Linked DNA regions of Mus musculus: region 2 is linked to region 1. A link is a loop called in an ENCODE intact Hi-C map of the cell type or tissue named here. Cell type or tissue: heart. All regions are shown on one strand. Links, peaks and the distances in the headings refer to the core of each region. The heading gives the core; the rest is flanking DNA.

What was found. Peaks named below come from ENCODE experiments on the same cell type or tissue, not always from the same donor. Only the 100,000 strongest peaks of a DNase experiment are listed, where the experiment ranks them.
Region 2: a loop joins it to region 1, with 11 times the contacts of the local background. A loop is called at or near these places in 17 of 42 quality-filtered maps.

The regions. Positions count from the first base shown.
Region 1 is chr5:89,712,543-89,716,939 of GRCm38, reverse strand. All of the region lies in intron 5 of Adamts3 (a disintegrin-like and metallopeptidase (reprolysin type) with thrombospondin type 1 motif, 3), which reads left to right. Among named protein-coding and RNA genes, the nearest start is that of Gm7056, 98 kb to the right of the region's middle. In heart, for the core only: a CTCF peak has its summit at 2,212 (motif pointing left); no DNase peak of the experiment used is centred there.
Region 2 is chr5:89,817,247-89,821,643 of GRCm38, reverse strand. All of the region lies in intron 3 of Adamts3 (a disintegrin-like and metallopeptidase (reprolysin type) with thrombospondin type 1 motif, 3), which reads left to right. Among named protein-coding and RNA genes, the nearest start is that of Gm25758, 9.4 kb to the left of the region's middle. In heart, for the core only: a CTCF peak has its summit at 1,919 (motif pointing right); no DNase peak of the experiment used is centred there.

The DNA.
Region 1 (4,397 bases), core at 231-4,230:
AGGAGCTGTAACAGGTTTTAGAGGTGATTAGCGATTTCTTGGGTGTGGGCTTTGGTTGAAGAAGGATGATTCCTTTTCTTTACCTCCTTCCGCAACTGTTCTCCAGCTCAGCACCTGTTTTTATATTCTCCCTCTTTCTTTAATACCCGAACTCAAACCCAGAGACTCATGCATTCTACGCAAGCTGTCTACCACCGACCCTCATCCACAATGCTGTTCGTTTCTTCTCACATTTATATTCTCCATGCTTTAAGGCCCGTGTTTCTCCCATTAGAATACATGTCTGGTCAGAGCTAATTCAAACTTATTTACTGTTTAGTTCCCCACTACTTGGATATCGGGGCACTTATCAAAGTCTGATGAGAGTATTATAAACAATTAGAGTCTTACATAGCATTATAGCGACTAGTAATGTTAGGTTGGAGTTGAGAGACAAATAGACTTGGTTACAGGACACCTGTCTATTCTGAGTATCAGGACGCCCCAGAGGAAAAGTGGGTGTGACTGTTTGGCATGTTTAGCTCCGTGAGACACAATTGTGGAGAATGATAATTCTTCATAGATCAATTCAGAATTTTTTCATGTTTGGCCAGAAGTACCCTGGCTGTCTTGACATGCAAAGATCTCTTTAAAAATTCACATATCTGAACTATTTATCTGCTTCTCTGAGCAAATGACAGTAATTGTGCCTAACATATATATATATGCCAAGTGCCATCTTAATCTCTGTTTCCATATAGACTCATGTGTTCCCTTCGATAACACTGTGAATACAATACTGTGGCAATTCATTTTTACCAATGTGAAACTGAGGCAAAGATGATGAAATCACATGCCCAGGGTCACATAGCTAAAACCCTAGCTAGGCAGGTAGGTGACAGGGCCCATGTTCCTAATCATTCTACCACACTGCCTCTCAAGACCCAATTCACCTGGAAGAAAAATGAGTGTCTCTTTGTTGAAGCCAGACAGAGCTGTTCATCAGCTAGTCAGACAAAGGTCAGACTGTCCTGCCAGGGGAATGCCCTGGAGAAATTGTTCTGACCGGGAACAAACCTGGAAGGAATTTTTTTTTTTTCAAGGAAAGAGATACTTGGTTGGATTTTTGCCTTTTTTGCCCTCTTTATATCATTGGCAACTTCATCAAAGTCAAGGCCATCTGAAAATTGAATTAATATTCTGTTTACCCTTTCTTTCAGGTCATTTAATGAGAACTCTGGGCTCGACCCTGAACTCCTCATTGAACATATCCAGAGCCCAGTAGGTTGGCACTACGAGTGACATTGTGATCAGTATTTCTTGTGTCAAATGCATGGCTTATAGCAACATCTACACTTAGTGCTTTTCTTATGCCCAACACTGACTTGACGCCACACCTTATTTTTTTCATTCACCTTTTTCTGGCCTTGATTTTTCCAGTACTTTTAGTGCACCATTGTTTTGATGAAAAAAAGAAATTGTTATTTGTAATAAATCTATCTTCACCTTTCTTTAAAATTCATCTGGAAGAAGATAACCAAAACAAACGAATGTTGCCCTCAGCTTGCTCTGTGACTGTGGCACTGGGAAAATTAACAACTCTGGGTTTCAATGTCCTCATCTGTAAAGTAAAGATTATATCTGTGAGTGTCTCAAGGGTTACTTGATTCAGTACAGGCTGACATATGAACAACAATGTCTGGCATCTAGAAAGGTATACACGATGTTAAGTGTTGCAAGTGGATCCTGATGGTGCTGCTTTTACTTGGGGACATATGCTTTCTTTGTCAGTACAACATCTTAAAACTATCGTCTTTACCAACATTATTTTAGTCCCCTCTGATTGGGTGAAGTTGGGAATTCAGTCTGACACACCCTTAGTTCCTTCTATACTGTGTTGGTTGCATGGTAAACATAGGCAGCTGATAGGGGTGGGCCTTTAGGCCTCTTATGGACTACTATAACCGGATTACACACAAACTCAAAATAAAAATTTGCCAATATTTTTGCTTTGCTTTTAAGATTCAGATAAGTAGTCATTCAAAATAAGATTCTCCTCATGCTCTTTTGAAACTTCTGTTTAGCTTAGTGGGAGCTGTTTTATTTGTGAGTAAACAGGAGAAGGCCCACTAGCCAGCTGGGGGTGTAGGTGCTTTGGAGGTGTAGGGAACAGACAACTGGTCCGTCTCTCCTATCAAGAGGTGCACAGTGCCATCTGCTGACAGATCTCTACCACCTCTGAGACAAACTACAAGGCAATGACTTTTTTTTCCAGTAATTTTCTTGATAATTATGAATTTCACCTTCCACTTGATTGACATGGAACAAATTCAAATTAAAGCTTTTTTTTTTTGAGAGAGAGAGAAGGTGGGTCGTGGCTATGGGTTTTCACAAAACCTCCCCATATACAGGCCGATGGGTTTGGAAAGGATTTGGCATTTGGCAGAGGATGGAGGTGTGTCATCCTGCTTGATTTGAGCAACCTGTCTATGAGGCAGGCAGAGCAATTATGGATACAAGTTTTCACCGAGAAACTTGAGGTCCAGAGTGGTTAGGTAGCCACTCTAAAGTCCCTGAGCTTACTGTGGGAAGGCAGGAACCAGAACCCAGAACCTATGACCCCAGAGAACCTGGCTCATTCTTCCTCCTAGTGCTCTTGCCCTGTGTGTGTCGCGGTGTGACAACACTGTACCTGTAGCACTGACGCGCATCAGGAGATGGGGAGCTGACATGTTACTAAGCATGGATTAAAAGTGAGTTATACATAGGAGTCAACTTTCTGGATCTTTGAGAAGCAACACGGTGAAGATGCAGGTCTTTGCCCAGGATAGACTGCTATTGTTGGTTTTTCTTATTGGAAGACTAGTTTCTGCTACTGTGAAAATATTGCTCCTCCTTTGATTAATTTTTTTAAAAAACTTTTTATTGGTTCTTTGTGAATTTCTCATCATACACGGAAATCCAACTGCATCTTCCCCTCCCCTAACCTGCTCTCCACCCCTGCAACCCCACAGGACCCCACCCCAACTGAGAAAAAAAAATCTCATTGTGTCATAGTATGTCCCACAGTATCTTTTTTTCCATTCTCCCTTGCCTGCAAATGTTCATTGCAATGACTTTCTGGTCTAGTACAAGGCCTCTGGCTCCTGGGACTCCTCTCAGATATCCTGTTGTTTCCCTGTGTTATGGAGATCCTGTAGTTTTGGCTCTGTAGGACTGGTTCCTTCGTGCTCTCCAGCAGTTCATCAATGGGTTAGGCCAATTCCAAGCCCTGGATCTGGGCCTGAGGAGGTATGTGAGCTGGTCATCCCTTTGGCTCTCCCACTTTCAAACCCTCAGGGCAGGCTCTCCAGCAACCCCTAAAACCAGGGTCAGCTCTACCCTCTGCCTAGGTGAGGTACAGGGCCCACTCTCCTGAATGTTGTTGCCAGTGAGCAGTGAGGGACAGGGACAGTTCTCCCATTCTCATGACCCAGAGAGCTAGCTCTTTTGCCTGCTATAGATGTCATGGGATGAGAGAATGGAGGAGGAGGAGGAGGAGGAGGAGGAGGAGGAGGAGGAGGAGGAGGAGGAGGAGGAGGGCATCAAACCCTAGTGCTAGCTCACCTGCAACCCCCACACCCAGGGGCAGCTCTACTGAGCTACCAAGATGAAGGGCAGGGCCAGCTATCCCACTTTGATGTCTCCAGAGCCAGCTCTCCTGCCTGCTATAGATAGCAAGGAGTGAAATGGGGGACATCTCTCCCTCACCCATGTCACCATACTAGGGCAGACAAGTGGGGGTCAGCTCTCCCATGCTCTCATTTCTCATTCTAGCTTGCCTCCACCCCCACTGTCAGGGTCAGCTCTACTGTGCTGATCAAGCAGGATACAAGACCAAGTCTGCTGCGCGCTGTAGCTGGTGAAGGGCAAGGACAATTCTCCTGTTCTCACGACCCCAAGGCCAGGTCTTCTGCCTGTAGCAGGAGGTGAGGGGAGAGGCAGGAGGAGGGTATCTCTCCCTCATCCACACCACTGCAGGGGGGACAAAAGGTAGGGCCCTCTCTCCAATGCTTATATCTTATATCCTTGGGGCTGGCTCACCTGAAACCCCTGGAATTGGGGGAGGGAAGGTTCATTTGCTCTCTTGCTCTCCCATGATGCTCAGGTGAAGGCTGAGGCCAATTCTGCACAGCCTTCAGACATCAACATGTGCCCAGGGCAGCAGCCCAGACCAGGGATGCCATCCTGGCCTTCGGTGGCACCATGCTGCTACAGACGTGGCCCCTTGTGGCAGTGCAAGCTAGGACCCTATCATGGTCCCCAGTGGCATCACCAGCTACTCACCTTATTTTGTCCCTTGCTATCCTCAAGTTGGTAGCCATTGAGGGATTTTTGAAGCAATGTGATCTGAGAAATTTAATGTCTTCTATCTTTAA
Region 2 (4,397 bases), core at 228-4,227, 100 kb before region 1:
ATTTATTTTTTTAATATAACATGTTCTTTTCATATAAGGATAAACAGAGTTTGGATCTCAAAGAATACCTTTAAAAGAATGAGTCTCAGCTATCACTAGAAGTTCACCAACCCCAAATTGCAAAATCATTTTGCTATATAGTACTTACTTAAGAAGCTGAATATAAGTTTTAAAATAAACACTTGTTTCATGTGACTTTACGTTTGCTTTGAAATGTAACTTAAAGTAGAGAACACTGGGGGAAGTCTTTGGTGCTGGGGCTGGAGAGGTAGCTTGTTGATTAAGAGTACTTCCCCCTTTTGCAGAAGACCACAGTTCAGTTCTCAGGTCCCACAGTGGGTGGCTGTATTCTAGTCTCAGTAGATCTGATACTTTCTCTTGCTTCATTGGGCATGTATGTGGCACATATACATTCATATAGGCTCACACATACACATAAATTCTGTGTTTCTAGGGGGCTAAGGGCCAGATGCCAGGGAGACAGGAGGGAAGCTGGTTTTATTAACGGTCAGGTAGGTCCCAGATGCTGTGTAAGGCCCTTAGTGTGTACTATCTCATTAAGTCCCATAAGTCCCATAAATCACTGCTGTCAACCTCGGGAATGGAGGAAATGGATCGTCTGCTGCTGGGAACTAGCCTTACCACATTATTTCTTTGGGTTGGTGTTGTGATTCAAAACATTTCAGTATAGTATAGTCTCTTTGTATCAGGTTTCACAAGCCTCTTTGGCTACATTATTGACTGATTAGCTGTTCCGTGTCCTTTTTTTTTTTTTAATTGAAAAATAGATGTCTTTCATATGATATATCCCGATTATGGTGTTCCCTCTTCCCAACACTTCCCCACCCACCCAAATCCACATCCTCTCTCTATTACTCATTAGAAAATAAACAGGTATTTACAAAATAATGATAAAAATAAAATAAGATAAAGTAAAAGGAAACAGATTAGAATAGGACAAAGTATACAAACACAGCGGGGAAAGAGTCAAAGAAAAAGCAAGAAACACATATAGATGCAGAGATACACACATTTACACACAGAGAAAACCCCTAACAACAAAATCAGAAACTAGACTGTATAAGCAAAAGACCTGTAAGGTTAAAAAAAAAATCAAGACGAAGCATTATAAGACAAAACCAAAACCCAAACAAACAAAACCAAAACCAACCAACCAAACAAAACAAAACACCTCCAAAAATACCATTGAGTTCATTTTGTGTTAGCCTCCTGCTGCTGGGTATGGTGTCTGACTTTAAGTATGGTTTGCATACCCAGTGGAACTCTGTTGGAGAAAACAGACTTTTCATTTGTAAGCAGTTATCAGTAGGAGATAGCTCCGGTGTTAGGGATGGGGCTTGCGTCTACTTCCTCTTGGTGCTGGGGACCCCATCTAGCTCAGAGCCCTGCAGGTCCTGTGCCTGCTGCCACAGTCTCTGGGAGTTCCTGTGTACAGAAGTCCTGTAGTGTCTAGAAGGCCTTGTTTCCTTGGTGCTCTCTAAATCCACTGGCTGCTAGAATCATTCTGTCCCCTCTTCCAAAGAGTTCTCTGTGCCCCACGGGGAGAGATTTTATGGAGACACCCAGTTTCAAACTTAGTGTTTCAGGGTCTCTCACTCTGCACATTGTTCAGTTGTGAGTGTCTGTATTTGTTGCCATCCTCTATAGGAGGATGCTTCTCTGACAATGTCTGAACAAGGCATTGATCTATGAATACAGCAGAATGTTGTTAAGGAGTCATTTTGTTGCTATGTTCCATTGGCAGAATGGTAGTATTTGGTTTTTCCCTAGGTCCATGTTACCGTGTCTTTTAAATGTATATCTGAATAGATATACATTAAAATAAAATTAAAATAAAAATATATTTTTTACCTTTATTGAGAAAAACAAACACAATATTCATTCGTGATTCCACCAGGGGGCGCAAGAGTGCTAACCTGTTAAGTACATAATGATCTATAATTGATTATGATTGTAGTATGATTTATAATTATACATAAGCAAGTTGTATAAGAGACATTCTGAACAACTCATCAGTTATTATTATTCCTGGCCATAAAGATGCCATGTGATCTTTTTCCTGAAACCCAGGAAGGAGATTCTTCCCTAAATATGAAAAATGAGATGCAATGGGGATGGCAAATTGAAGCATGAATCACGTGACATGAATTTGAAAAATAAGCTGTGAACCACGTCAAGCAGGTTATGATTTTTTGTTGTTGGTTTGCTCAAATGCGTCTCAGTTTTAACGTTATTAGTTTGATCTGTGATGATCTCTTTGAAGCATTAGTATTTGAAGAACGTATACTTCCCTGTGGCCTTATTGAAGCTTTGGTGATATAGTTTATAAGGATTTTTGTATTTAGATAATGACTTTGTAAATGAATACTTACTCCATATTGAGGAGAGCCCCTTAATATAATTGAGTCACCGAGATCAAAGTATGAACGAGAGCCATGGGGATAATTTTTAGTAAAGTTGTAAAGTACCTTAAAAAAGAGCAGGGCTTGAGGACTGGAAAATGTGTGCATACTTTCTTATACCTTTAAAGATATTTGTGTTTGAGCAGGAATTTGGGGTATTATGATTTGTCGTTCTGAAGAGTCCTGCACGTTTGGCCTTTAAAAGGGCAATGTGCAGGTTCTCGAGGTGCAGGGCTGCAATGTTAATGGCAAGGCACAAAGCTGGGAGGTGGGTAGGAGTTCACAGCTGCGGACTGAGCACTTAACCATTGAGTCTGAAGAGGTTGGGGTGACTAAGGATGACTCTTCTGGGTTAGGCAATTATGGAAAATTGAAGAGAGAAGCAAGTTTTATTTCTGGAGAGAGAAATGGAAACAAAATAAAATACAACCCTGAAACAGCATTCAAGAACCTTCATTGTGCCAGGGATGTTGAAATACCACCATCTTTCATCAACAAACGTGGAAGTAGCTTTGGAGGGGTTGTATATCCTACCTGTGTGTGATCATAAGCTTGGAACTGGTGGGGGTGAGACTTGAAACTTTGTCTCTCTGGGCTAAAGGCACACACACCCTTTTCTATGATAGATGACACTCAAGGATGTACACAGAGAAGGGACAAAGGCTGATAGAGTGTGGGTAGTACATTATTATTGTAATTTATATTACATTATTATGTAAAATAATATGAGAGAGATCAATAAGAGATCGATAAGGAAATGCTCCTGGAGAGATGGAGTGGGTGTAAGATAAAGTTATTGCACCCAAGGAAAGGAAAATGTGTTCCCGTTGGATCTTATTCTTTCTAGAAATTATTCTCTAGATGCATCAAATTCTAAACATGGGGACGAAGCCATGTTTTGATGCATGCATGTATAATGTTATGTTCAGATCAGTGTAAGCATATCTGTGTCCTAGTACTAGTTGTTTTTATAAGAACTTTCAAAATCTTTCTAACCTTTGGAAGCCTATGGCATACCGTTATCCAGAACTGCCCTGTACTGTGGTAGCGATAGAACTTCATCATCACGTCTCTTACTTAGATGCCAGTGATCACTTGTCTTTTCTCTCTCCACCCCCGATCTCATCACCATTAGAGTAAAACCTGACTCCTCATTAGTTGTTCCAAGGCAATGGCTGAGAGCAGCCTCTGGCCCACCTTCCTGGACCTTCTTCCCTACCTGGTTGACTGTTCTTCCCGACCTGGTCAGCTGTGTCTTTGCCCCTGACTTGGTTGACTCTGTTTAGCCTCTTTGACCTTCTTGTTCTCGTTGGAATTAGTGAACTCGTGTCCTCTTCTTGCTGTCCCCATCACTAGTGTTTTCTTCTACACGGTTGGCTCCTTTTGATCCTTCAGACCTTTTCTGCAAGTATTTCATAGGTAGAAAATACTCTGGAGACCATTCTTACGTCTCCAGGGGGCAGGGGGGGGCAGGATCACTTCAGTACCATTACGGTCATGAACACAAACATTTGTTTGTTTACTTCCTCTTTCTTCTGAATGAGATTGTAGACCTCTTGCGGGCCAGTGGTTTTCTGTCTGATACACACACCATCACCTCCCAGTACCTCTGTGGGGTGCTTGGCATGCCTTGAAAGCCCAGTGCTTCGAGGACGCTGGTAAGCCTTCCTGTGTGCATGGCTCCTTGACGACTCTCAGTCACACCCATCTACACACACCCCTAAAATTCCAAGGATAAAGGTCACACAGTTTAAACTCTAATAAGATGTAAGACTTTCTCTCTTCGCTGGCTCATGGGTTCCTGGCTTGTCACTTCATAGAGCCTCTTTTTGTTTTTGTACCGTTGTGGGAATTCACATCTCACGAACTGTCAGGTTGGTACTTTTTACTCTTGGTCATTACCAACAGTTTAGGTTGAATTACTTGGGAGATCCTCACAGACCTTTCATTCCTAGCGCCTTGCCCGGCTAATGT